2 separate regions of the Homo sapiens genome follow, and region 1 is linked to region 2. A link is a contact called in ENCODE Hi-C or POLR2A ChIA-PET data. All regions are on one chromosome and are shown on one strand. Each heading gives the region's core, a stretch centred on a gene start or an enhancer-like site at or near the end of the contact. The rest is flanking DNA. Distances are from core to core; before and after follow the strand shown. Region 1 overlaps BID (BH3 interacting domain death agonist). Region 2 overlaps CECR2 (CECR2 histone acetyl-lysine reader).

Evidence for each region. Hi-C counts contacts between places; a loop is a spot of excess contacts on that map. ChIA-PET counts read pairs that join two places held with the same protein, here RNA polymerase II (POLR2A). Pooled maps may share reads with other maps.
Region 1: POLR2A ChIA-PET joins it to region 2 with 19 read pairs in BJ. The contact joins two enhancer-like sites. A Hi-C loop is called at or near these places in 12 of 168 maps with a recorded cell type or tissue (Caco-2, GM12878, HCT116 and 8 more), 21 of 37 single-sample maps with no recorded cell type and 14 of 50 pooled maps. POLR2A ChIA-PET finds 5 or more read pairs at or near these places in 3 of 52 experiments (BJ, Caco-2 and GM10248).

Annotation. Positions count from the first base shown.
Region 1 is chr22:17,757,421-17,763,689 of GRCh38, forward strand. The region is part of intron 1 of BID (BH3 interacting domain death agonist); the gene reads right to left. Among named protein-coding and RNA genes, the nearest start is that of MIR3198-1, 3.7 kb to the right of the region's middle. Within about 2 kb of position 3,256, at least 3 of the 41 ENCODE cell types and tissues checked have a DNase peak (open chromatin) inside an H3K27ac peak, as active enhancers do.
Region 2 is chr22:17,557,059-17,563,268 of GRCh38, forward strand. It overlaps CECR2 (CECR2 histone acetyl-lysine reader), which reads left to right. Exons shown (of 19, transcript NM_001290047.2): 19 at 1-1,093. Among named protein-coding and RNA genes, the nearest start is that of SLC25A18, 3.3 kb to the right of the region's middle. Within about 2 kb of position 1,498, at least 2 of the 41 ENCODE cell types and tissues checked have a DNase peak (open chromatin) inside an H3K27ac peak, as active enhancers do.

The sequences.
Region 1 (6,269 bases), core at 2,006-4,505, 200 kb after region 2:
AAAAAATGCCAGGCGCAGTCGCTCATGCCTGTAATCTCAGCACTTTGGGAGGCCGAGGCGGGCGGATCACAAGGTCAGGAGATCCAGACCATCCTGGCTAACACGGTGAAACCCCGTCTCTACTAAAAATACAAAAAAATTAGCCGGGCGTGGTGGCGGGCGCCTGTAATCCCAGCTACTCGGGAGGCTGAGGCAGGAGAATGGAGTGAACCCGGGAGGCGGAGCTTGCAGTGAGCCAAGATAGCGCCACTGTACTCCAGCCTGCGCGACAGAGCGAGACTCCGTCTCAAAAAAAAAAAAAAAAGAAAAAAAGAAAGCAATTCCAGCAGGTTTCTCCTGTAGTGCCTGTGCGAGTGAAGCCCACCCAAAGGTGAGGCGAGGGTGTGTTCTCAGAGCTCCCAACAGCAAGGGACTCGGCCGCTGTCACTCGCGTTTGCCTGGGAGAGGCTCCAAGGAAAGCTACCCATCGATCCGTTACGTGCACCTATGGGTTCTCTACTTGGTCTCAAGTTGGATGGAAGCAGAGACAAAACTTCAGGAAGCTGCCAGTCAATCAAGCCCTGGCCATGTGGGGCTGACAGCATAGACTCTAGTTACTGCATGGCTTCCCGGATGGTTGCTAGTGACAGCACCCGGCTCCACAAGCTGGCCTGTGGCCTCCTGGGGGGTCCTTGAAGGTAACGGGGTCCAGTCATGTCTGTTTGTACATTCAGTCTCATATCTCTTTTATTCAGGTCCCTCAAAGAGCTTAAGTTCCCCAGCTGCTGGCAAGTGACCTTCCTGCCACGCTGTGAGCTGGGGCCGAGCTACTCTTCCCAGGAGGCCGAGACCTCGCAGGCACTGACTCCACGGTCGCCTCAGTTCCTCTAGAAGTGGCTGGTCAGCATCCTTCACAAATACGGCATTCCAGGGAAGGCCCTGGCCGCACTAGGAACTTATCCAGTTATATTTTAGTTTGAGAAAAGGCACAGACGCCAGTCCCTCAAAAAATTAAACCTAGAACTACCATTTGACCTAGAATTCAGCTTTTGGGTATTACGCTGAAGAACTGAAAAGTAGAGCCTGGAACACACATTTGCACACCCATGCTAACAGCAAACAAAAGGCCAAAATAGTCCAGATGTCTAACAGATGAGTGGAAAAATAAAACATGGGGTGACATACAATTGACACACGCTACAACACAGATGAACTTGAAGACACTACGCTGGGCGAACTAGGCCAGTCATGAAAGGACAAATACATGTGGTTCTATCTCCAAGGGGTGCCCAGAGTAGTCAACTTCACAAGGATCAGAAAGTACAAAGGCACCTGCCAAGGGCTGGGGGTGGCAAGTTAGCGTTTAATGGTACCATTTCTGTTTTGAAAGGTGAAAAAGTTCTGGAGATGGTTGGTGGTAATGGTTGCACGACAATGAGACTGTACTGAATGCCACTGAACTGTACGCTTAAAAATGCTTAAAATGGGAAATCTTATGCTATATCTATTTTACCACGATAAAAAAATATACACTTAAAAAAGAGCCAGGTGGGCCAGGTGTGGTGGCTCATGCCTGTAATCGCAGCACTTTGGGAGGACGAGGTGGGCGGATCACAAGGTCAAGAGATCGAGACCATCCTGGCCAACATGGTGAAACCCCGTCTCTACTAAAAATACAAAAATTAGCTGGGCGTGGTGGCGCACACCTGTAGTCCCAGCTACTCAGGAGGTTGAGGCAGGAGAATCACTTGAACCCGGGAGGCAGAGGTTGCAGTGAGCCGAGATCACGCCACTACACTCCAGCCTGGCGACAGAAAAAGACTCCGTCTCAAAACAAAAAACAAAACAAAAAAAAAAAAACAAAAGAACCAGGTGTGGGCTGGGTGCGGTGGCTCACACCTGTAATCCTAGCATTTTGGGAGGCCAAAGCAGGTGGATCACTTGAGGTCAGGTGTTCAAGACCAGCCTGGCCAACATGGAGAAAACCCCATCTCTACTAAAAATACAAAAATTAGCCGGGCGTGCACCTGTAATCCCAGCTACTCGGGAGGCTGAGGCAGGAGAATCGCTTAAACCCAGGAGGCGGAGGTTGCAGTGAGCCGAGATCATGCCACTGCACTCCAGCCTGGGTGACAGAGTGAGACCCCGTCTCAAAACAAACAAACAAAAAACAGAGCCAGGTGTAGTGGTGTGCACCTGTAATCTCAGCTCCTCAGAAGGCTGCAGTGGGAGGACTGCTTGAAAGCCCAGGAGCTCAAGGCCAGCCTGGGCAACATAGTGAGGCCCCAACTCTAAAAATTATTATTATTATTAAAGTTTAAAATTTTTTAAATTTCAAATTTCAATTTTAAAAAGGACAGATTCTTACTGAACCTATGCAAATAACTATATCACCACAAAAAATAAGGAGACAGTGAGAATGGGGGTTCACTGAGAAAGCAATATCATTTAAAAATGTTTCGGCCGGGCGAGGTGGCTCACGCCTGTAATCCCAGCACTTTGGGAGGCCGAAGCGGGTGGATCACGATGTCAGGAGATCGAGACCATCCTGGCTAACCCTAAGTCTCTACTAAAAATACAAAAAATTAGCCGGGCGTGGTGGTGGGCACCTGTAGTCCCAGCTACTCAGGAGGCTGAGGCAGGAGAATGGCGTGAACTCGGGAGGCAGAGCTTGCAGTGAGCCGAGATTGCGCCACTGCACTCCAGCCTGGGCGACAGAGTGAGACTCCATCTCAAAAAAAAAAAAAAAAAAAGTTTCATATCTGGCCGGGCACAATGACTCATGCCTATACTCCCAGCACTTTGGGAGGCTGATGAGGGCAGATCACTTGAGGTCAAGCGTTCAAGACCAGCCTGGCCAACATCTCTACTCTACATCCCAGCTCTACTAAAAATACAAAAACTTAGCCAGGTGAGGTGATGGGCAACTGTAGTCCCAGCTACTCGAGAGGCTGAGGCAGAAGAATCGCTTGAACCCAGGAGGCGGGGGTTGCAGTGAGGTGAGATCGCGCCACTGCACTCCAGCCTGGGTAACAGAGCAAGACTCTGTCTCAAAAAAAAAAAAAAAAAAAAAAAAAAGTTTCATATCCATCTACCAGAGCAGAGCCTACTAAATCATCACGGATTACAGACACTAAGAATGAGAAAGCATTTCCTCTTACATCTAGAAAACAGAAATGAACACATCAGCTATATTCCAAGCAAACCACCACAATTCAGTTCCCTCAGCAGCCCGTCGCACTCTGCAGGACTCGGAGCCAGCTTCCAGCCTCACGAAGCCCTGGCCCGGCGCGCTGGGGTGGTCTGAGAGCCATTGAGGTAATGTCCATGCAGAAGCCTGGGCCCAGAGGCTCTATTAGTCACTGGTGAAAGCACCAGGCAATCCTTTCCCACATGGGGAACATCAGCATGGGAAGACTCAAAGTCTCTTTTCATAACGATTTTCTAATGCATCTGGCCAGATGCGTTATTCAGATATTTCTGAATATTTCATTCAGATATTTTCTGAATGAAAATATCCTACACAGAGCAAGGGAGGGCACTGACAAGCACGGGGCCTCCCGCCAAGCCCAGAACTTCTGAATTATTTCCATGAATAACATTTACACATACACACCGAACCAAGGAGCTGTGGCCAGCGTCTCTTGTGATTTGACAACCACTCTTCCCGTGCAGGTCTTACAAGATAACGCTTAAAACAAACCTCATTATGTCTATGGTATTTTTCTTTTTATAAGGTGAATGATCAAATCTTTGTGATTTTCCAGGGGCACTCAGAGTCTCAGGGACAGTTTTAGAGGCAATCTGGACAGTTGTTTAAGGCAGGCTCGCGGGTGTCTGAGAGAGACTTGATTATCCATTAACAAAACAAACCTGATGTTTCACAAGTGATGAACCTTTGTTCTTTGTTTTTTCCCCTTAAATAAGCACAAACATAATAAAGTCAACATAAAGCATCAAAAATGATTCTGCTATACAGAACCTCTGCCATCCAGGTGCATTACACAGAAAGGAAAGAATAATCTTTCACTTTTTTTTTTTTTTTTTTTTGAGATGAAGTCTCGCTCTGTCGCCCAGGCTGGAGTGCAGTGGCGTGATCTTGGCTCACTGCAAGCTCTGCCTCCTGGGTTCACGCCATTCTCCTGCCTCAGCCTCCCGAGTAGCTGGGACTACAGGCGCCCGCCACCACGCCCGGCTAATTTTTTGTATTTTTAGTGGAGACGGGGTTTCACCGTGTTAGCCAGGATGGTCTCGATCTCCTGACATCGTCGTGATCCACCCGCCTCGGCCTCCCAAAGTGCTGGGATTACAGGCATAAGCCACCGCACCCGGCCATAATCTTTCACTTTGAAGGCAAAGGCATTAATGAGTAAACAAAGAAGGCAAGACCATCAAGGCCAGCAAACTTTGCTAAAATTGTGACATAATTCATTGCTGCTTTTCAGACTCAGGTACCATGATGATAAAAGGCACATACCTAGTTTTGCCCTTCACTATGTTTTTTGTCATTTTTACCATATTCTGGAAAACACTGGTAAATCGCTTTAGGAGAGAGTGTGGACCAGGATATCCTAGGGTGCCTGAGGCCCTTTTCAGAGAATCTGTGAGGTTGAAAAGCTTCCATAACACAGTTTCTTCTGTCATTCTCTCATGAGGGTACAGTGGACTTTCCCAGGGGCTGAGCGAAAGAGATACTGCAACAACCGAGAATCCAGGTATCCTCTATTCAGTCAGACACCCAGGAGATCTGCAGAAACACTGACGCAATGCTGTTCTTCTCAATAGAAATGTTTTGTTTTATAAAATAGTTACGTTGGCCAGGCGAGGTGGCTCACGCTCGTAATCCCAGAACTTTGGGAGGCCGAGGCGGGTGGATCACCTGAGGTCAGGAGTTTGAGACCAGCCTGACCAATATGGTGAAATCCCGTCTCTACTAAAAATACAAAAATTAGCCGGGCATGATGGCGTGCACCTGTAACCCAGCTACTCGGGAGGCTGAGGCAGAAGAATTGCTTGAACCCAGAAGGCAGAGGTTGCAGTGAGCCAAGATCAGGCCACTGCACTCCAGCCTGGTCAACAGAGCAAGACTCTGTCTCAAAATTAATTAATTAATTAATTTAATTAAACAATTTCACAAATTTCAAATGAATGAACACTTTTTTTTTTTTGGAGACAGGGTCTCACTCTGTCAAGCAGGCTAGAGTGCAGTAGCACGATCATGGCCCACTACAGCCTCAAACTCCTGGGCTCAAGTGATCCTCCTGCCTCAGCTTCCCAAAGTGCTGGGATTACAGGTAAGGACCACTGTGACTGGCCTATTTTTAAAATTTCTCAGTTTTAATTCTAACACAGAATATAGGGATAAAAGCCTACTTAATCAAACGCTTTTTGGTTCCTCAATAATTTTTATATATAAAGGGATCTAGAGACCAAAAAGTTTGAGAAGTGCTGCTTTGAGGAAAAAAAACAAAACCTGTTTGTTTGTTTGTTTTTTTAAGACGGAGTCTCACTCTGTCACCCAGGCTGGAGTGCAATGGCGTGATCTTGCCTCATTACATCCTCCGCCTCCCAGGCTCAAGCGATTCTCCTGCCTCAGCCTCCCGAGTAGCTGGGACTACAGGCATGCACCACCTCATCCGGCTAATTTTTGTATTTTTAGTAGAGATGAGGTTTCACCATGTTAGCCTGGCTGGTCTCAAACTCCTGACCTTAGGCGATCCACCCGCCTCAGCCTCCCAAAGTGCTGGCATTACAGGCGTGAGAAACTTCGCCTGGCCACCTGTATTTTTTCTTTGAAAAATAAAAGCATTTACATAGCTGTTTGTCTCCATCATGTGTATTAATTATAACTTTTTTTTTTTTGAGACATAGTCTGGCTCTGTCATCCAGGCTGGAGTGCAGTGGCACAATCTTGGCTCACTGCAACCTTCGTCTCCTGGGTTCAAGTGATTCTCCTGCCTCAGCCTCCCAAGTAGCTGGGATTACAGGTGACCGCCACCACACCTGGCTAATTTTTGTATTTTTAGTAGAGACCGGGTTCCTCCGTGCTGGTCAAGCTGGTCTCGAACTTCTGACCTCAGGTGATCCGCCCGCCTTGGTCTCCCAAAGTGCTGGGATTACAGGCGTGAACCACCGTGCCTGGCCTTATTATAACTTTTAACAAAGTAACTGACTTCCATTTTACAGAGAACCGCAGGCTGACAGTTGAGAGCTGTCTCCAGACACATGTTTAGCAGACGCCTGTGGGCACACACACCATAGCCTTCACAGCCACTCGCGCCCTTCTATGC
Region 2 (6,210 bases), core at 248-2,747:
AGCCATAGGACACCAAGCCTCACGCACTTTCCCCTTGGGACAGTAGTGTTTGGGTGAATGTTACTGCATCCCGTTTTTTTTCTTTTCTTTTTTTTTTTTTTTTTTTTGAGACGAAATCTTGCTCTTGTCCCCCAGACTGGAGTGCAATGGCACGATCTCGGCTCACTGCAACCTCCACCTCCCAGGTTCAAGGGATTCGTCTGCCTCGGCCTCCCAAGTAGCTGGGACTACAAGCGCGCACCACCACTCCCAGCTAATTTTTGTATTTTTAGTAGAGGCGGGGTTTCACCATGTTGGCCAGGCTGGTCTCAAACTCCTGACCTCAGGTGATCCACCCGCCTTGGCCTCCCAACATGCTGGGATTACAGGCGTGAGCCAACACACCGGACCTTCATTTTTTAAATTAAGCTGGGACACAAGTTTTGCCTCCAGGCTGGATGTTGATCCTGCTCTGTGCTAGACAGATGTGCGGAGGGACTGTTCCGGGCTCGGCTTGACCTTTTCCTACCTAGTTTCTCCCTCTTGTCCTGCACAAGAGGACTAACTGAACTCTAACGTCAGAACGGCTGACGAGCAGTTGATTGTCCTTGCTTGTGTTGTTGACAGGGGTGGGTGGGGTGGGAGCAGGGGTATGGATATTGCATAAGTTATTGAAATGCTGACCCCCGTTCAGGAAACCATGCAGCCCCTTCCCTTCCCTTCCCTTCCCTTCCTTTCCCTTCCCTAGCCAGGGCTCAGGTACCTCACTCTCCTGCCTTGTGCGTAGCTCCTGGGGCCCCGGTCAGTCCCCAGCAGCCTTGGCACACAGTGTCTGGAGCCTCTGCTCCTGCTGCAAAAGCAGAAACCATGTGAACCTTCTGGCCAGTACTGGAAAGGGGAATGCTATTTATTTTTATATTGTGTATATTTTGTCGTGGTCTGCTGATTCCCTGTTTCACTGAGAGCGACACTTACCTCAATAGTTAGTTCAATATTGTGTGTTGGATAATTTTTTAAAAGAACTTTTTAAAAAGCTTTTTGATCCTTGGAGGTCTGTAGATTTATTTCCATATGAACTGGTTATTTTGTATAAAGTACATGCTTAAAATAGCAAGGCTCCTCTGTGTGTGTGGTGTGTCTGTCCATGTGTCATTTCCATATCAGGGCAAACCCAGACTTCCATCAGGACGAAGGCGTGAACTAGGCCACAAGGCCACCAGCTGAAATGCCACCCCTCGTCCATTCTCATGCATCCAGAATCCACGGAGGCGGGGCACGGGTCCTGTGCATGAGACAGAGGAATATGGTTCCAGAGAACTTCAAAACAGTCATGTACTGACTGGCAGTTCTAAACCATGTCAGGGATAAAACGCTCCTCACAGCCGATCCTTGCGAAGCTGGCCCGGCCGTCAGCATCTCACTGGTAAAGGCGTCCGCCTTCAGAAGGTTACTACACCTGAGGTGCACGACTTCTCTCCTTGCAGGCTTTAGGGTGCCTGGGATGGGAAAGGAGTATAACAGTGGGGCAGCGGGGCAGCTCCAGCCTGGAGCCCGCTGTGCACACACATGGCCAGAAGTGGGAGCTCCAGCCTAAGCAAGCGGGCAATCTTATACCTGCCAAGGTCATTTATGTTTTATTTCCAGTTACTGGGAGAACAGTTTGAAAGTAGCTTCATTCAGCCAGGCGCGGTGGTTCACGTCTGTAATCCCAGCACTTTGGGAGGCTGAGGCGGGCGGATCACGAGGTCAGGAGATCGAGACCATCCTGGCTAACACGGTGAAACCCCGTCTCTACTAAAAATACAAAAAATTAGCCGCGCGTGGCGGCACACACCTGTAGCCCCAGCTACTCGGGAGGCTGAGGCGGGAGAATGGCGTGAACCCGGGAGGCGGAGCTTGCAGTGAGCCGAGATCGCACCACTGCATTCCAGCCTGGGTGACAGAGTGAGACTGTGTCCCAAAAAAAGAAAGTAGCTACATTCTTAGAAATCAGCTACAGTCTTAAGACACCAGAACTCCTGTTTTGTCCTTAAATGCAGACTGTCCCAGTTTAATGATCATTCAACTTAGGAGTTTTTGAAAATGAGACACATTCTGCAGAAACTGTACTTGAAGTCCTCGTGCAACAATTCTCTTTCACCTTCTGTACGGTATTCAATAAACTCCATGACATATTCAACACTGTGTGATAAAGGAGGCTCAGCCAGGTGTGCTGGCTCACACCTGTAATCCCAGCACTCTGGGAGGCCAAGGCAAGTAGATCATATGAGCTCAGGAGTTCGAGACCAGCCTGGCCAACATGGCAAAAGCCTGCCTCTACTAAAAACACAAAAATTAGCGGGGCGTGGTGGCGGGTGCCTGTAATCCTGGCTACTTGGGAGGCTGAGGCAGGACAATCGCTGGAAGCTGGGATGCGGAGGTTGCAGTGAGCCAAGATCGCGCCACTGCATTCCAGCCTGAGCGACAGGAAGACTCCGTCTCAAAAATAAAAATAAAAAAGGAGGCTCAACTGTGGGCTAGCATAAGTTTGCTGAGCATGCTTGAGGCAGGCTAAGCTGTGATATTTGGTGGGTTAGGTGGATTCAGTGCATTTCCAGCTGACAATATTTTCAACTCATGATGGGTTTATCCGGAGGTGACCCCACTGGAAGCTGAGGAGCATCTGTAATTGGCTGTGGAAGTAATCCTCATTCCATAAAAATTTCACCACAATTAGTACCCGTTTCCAAACCCATGCTTGGGGCTGTCCCTTTCTAGGCAGTGATCTGTTCACTCTCCTTTTAACCTCCAGTTGTTTGGTGTCTGATTGTCCCCACTGATACTCTGTTGTTACTGGCTAACAAATTTTTGAGCCTTTTATCCTGGTATTATTTTAAAACTGTTCAGTTATTCTCCCATGAAAAGTGTTTCTATGATAAAACATTTTATGCCAACCGTACTTTCTTGTTTAGTAGTTGCATTTCAGTGTAATTTCTGAAACAAAACAAAAATCAACTTTAAAGTGAAAAATCAGGCTGGGCACGGTGGCTCACTTGATGTCAGGAGTTTGAGATCAGCCTGGCCAGCATGGTGAAACCGTCTCTACCAAAAATACAAAAATTAGCCGGGCATGGTGGCACACGCTTGTGATCTCAGCTACTTAGGAAGCTGAAGCAGGAGAATTGCTTAAACCCTGCAGGCAGAGGTTGCAGTGAGCAGAGATCGCACCACTGCACTCCAGCCTGGGCAAGAGTGTGAGATCCTGTCTTAAAAAATCACTAGTAAACCCCAGATCAGACATGATGCTACTCAAATTGTGCATCTCGATGGATTCTCCCAGTGGGTGGGGGGAGCACCACTCTGGCCTGGCTTCCTTCACTGTTCTGTCAGCTTTCCTAGAGCCCAGTCCAGCTGCATCAGTGGCTGGGATGGCGTTAGCAAACCCACTCCCTGTGCATATCAGCAGCACACCCTTAAAATGCATGCAAACTTTGATTCCTAACTTTCAGATTTCCTCCTACCGTGACATGAATTCTCACCAAACAAAGGCCAGAATGTTTTTTGACATATTTAGCTATTGATAGGCTTTAGCTCTCCCTCTCCCTCTCCCTCTCCCTCTCCTCACGGTCTCCCTCTCTTTCCACGGTCTCCCTCTCATGCGGAGCCGAAGCTGGACTGTACTGCTGCCATCTCGGCTCACTGCAACCTCCCTGCCTGATTCTCCTGCCTCAGCCTGCCGAGTGCCTGCGATTGCAGGCACGCGCCGCCACGCCTGACTGGTTTTGGTGGAGACGGGGTTTCGCTGTGTTGGCCGGGCTGGTCTCCAGCTCCTAACCGCGAGTGATCCGCCAGCCTCGGCCTCCCGAAGTGCCGGGATTGCAGACGGAGTCTCGTTCACTCAGTGCTCAATGGTGCCCAGGCTGGAGTGCAGTGGCGTGATCTCGGCTCGCTACAACCTCCACCTCCCAGCCGCTTGCCTTGGCCTCCCAAAGTGCTGAGATTGCAGCCTCTGCCCGGCTGCCACCCCGTCTGGGAAGTGAGGAGCGTCTCTGCCTGGCCGCCCATCGTCTGGGATGTGAGGAGCCCCTCTGCCTGGCTGCCCAGTCTGGAAAGTGAGGAGCGTCTCCGCCCGGCCGCCATCCCATCTAGGAAGTGAGGAGCGTCTCTGCCCGGCCGCCCATCGTCTGAGATGTGGGGAGCGCCTCTGCCCCGCCGCCCCGTCTGGGATGTGAGGAGCGCCTCTGCCCGGCCGCGACCCCGTCTGGGAGGTGAGGAGCGTCTCTGCCCAGCCGGCCCGTCTGAGAAGTGAGGAGACCCTCTGCCTGGCAACCACCCCGTCTGAGAAGTGAGGAGCCCCTCCGCCCGGCAGCCACCCCGTCCGGGAGGGAGGTGGGGGGTCAGCCCCCCGCCCGGCCAGCCACCCCGTCCGGGAGGTGAGGGGCGCCTCTGCCCGGCCGCCCCTACTGGGAAGTGAGGAGCCCCTCTGCCCGGCCACCACCCCGTCTGGGAGGTGTGCCCAACAGCTCATTGAGAACGGGCCATGATGACAGTGGCAGTTTTGTGGAATAGAAAGGCGGGAAAGGTGGGGAAAAGATTGAGAAATCGGATGGTTGCCGTGTCTGTGTAGAAAGAAGTAGACATGGGAGACTTTTCATTTTGTTCTGCACTAAGAAAAATTCTTCTGCCTTGGGATCCTGTTGATCGGTGACCTTACCCCCAACCCTGTGCTCTCTGAAACATGTGCTGTGTCCACTCAGGGTTAAATGGATTAAGGGCGGTGCAAGATGTGCTTTGTTAAACAGACGCTTGAAGGCAGCATGCTCGTTAAGTGTCATCACCACTCCCTAATCTCAAGTACCCAGGGACACAAACACTGCGGAAGGCCGCAGGGTCCTCTGCCTAGGAAAACCAGAGACCTTTGTTCACTTGTTTATCTGCTGACCTTCCCTCCACTATTGTCCCATGACCCTGCCAAATCCCCCTCTGTGAGAAACACCCAAGAATTATCAATAAAAAAATAAATTAAAAAAAAAAAAAGAATAACAAGAAACATCTATTCTCTGTTTTCCATACCCTAAGCTTGGTTCTAAGCACCTTATGTTCATTGACTTATTAAATTCTCACAACATGAAAAAAAAAAAAAAAGATAGGCTTTAATTTTTCTTGAGACAGGGTTTCACTCTGTTGCCCAGGCTAGGTACAGTGGCATGGTCTCAGCTCACTGCAGCCTCAATCTCCCGGGCTCAAGCAGTCCTCTCACCACAGCCTCCCAAGCAGCTGGGACTACAGGGGCACCCCACCACACCCAGCTAATTTTTTGTCTCACGATGTTGCCCAGGCTGGTCTAGAACTGAGCTCAAGTGATCTGTCTGCCTCAGCCTCCCGAAGTGCTAGGAATTACAGGCGTGAGCCACTGTGCCCGGCCTTTATTTTTTATAAGGAACTTAGCCATTTAGAGTGCTTCCAGATTTATCTTCTTCGGGCCAAAACCAGCAACAAATATATGTACCAAAAGTTAGCATCTTCCACTGGTTAACTGTTTCAAAACAGTGCAGTAGGCAGTGTAAATGTGGCTCTATTTTTGGAACTGTTACTGTTTAACGCTTGTTAAGCATCCTGGGTAAATATATCTTACACAGATAATCCTACACAGTGAGCTTCTTAAAATAAGAGCATAAAAGCTACTCGGGCAAGATTTAGGGAGACAGGAAGCTATACATTGTTACTGTAGATTAGTCTCAAAAGTTCTGATCAACTTTCTATTTTGACATTTGGAGACATCCATAGGTGCTTCTCTTGTTAAAGATTAATGTCTCTTGTCTCTAAACCAATTCGTGTTACTGGAAGGAAAGGCAACGCAAGTTTTATAAATCAGCCCCTTTGTGGGCTCCATTTTGCTATACTCTATGTTCTCTGAGAGTGCTACCAACGGAATTGAGAAAATAACCATCCAGACGGGCTATTTGGGGGCTGATCTTTACCCTGGAATCTTCCTGGAAGGTGAACGGCCTATGTCATGCAGTTGTTATGCAAGAGGTATCATGGGACCTTTCCTTCTGGGCGCTCATGGAGCCGCGGCAGAGCCCTGGGTGACCCAGCAGCAGCTGCCTGCTGTGTGGCTGCCTTCACTGTCCTCCCCCACAACTGCTGTTGATTTCTCTGCATTGACCCTGCAGATGTTTCCCTGGCCTCGTGGTGTTCCTTTGGACTTTTAAGGGACCTCTGTGCATCTATTTTAGTCCCCTTTCTGCT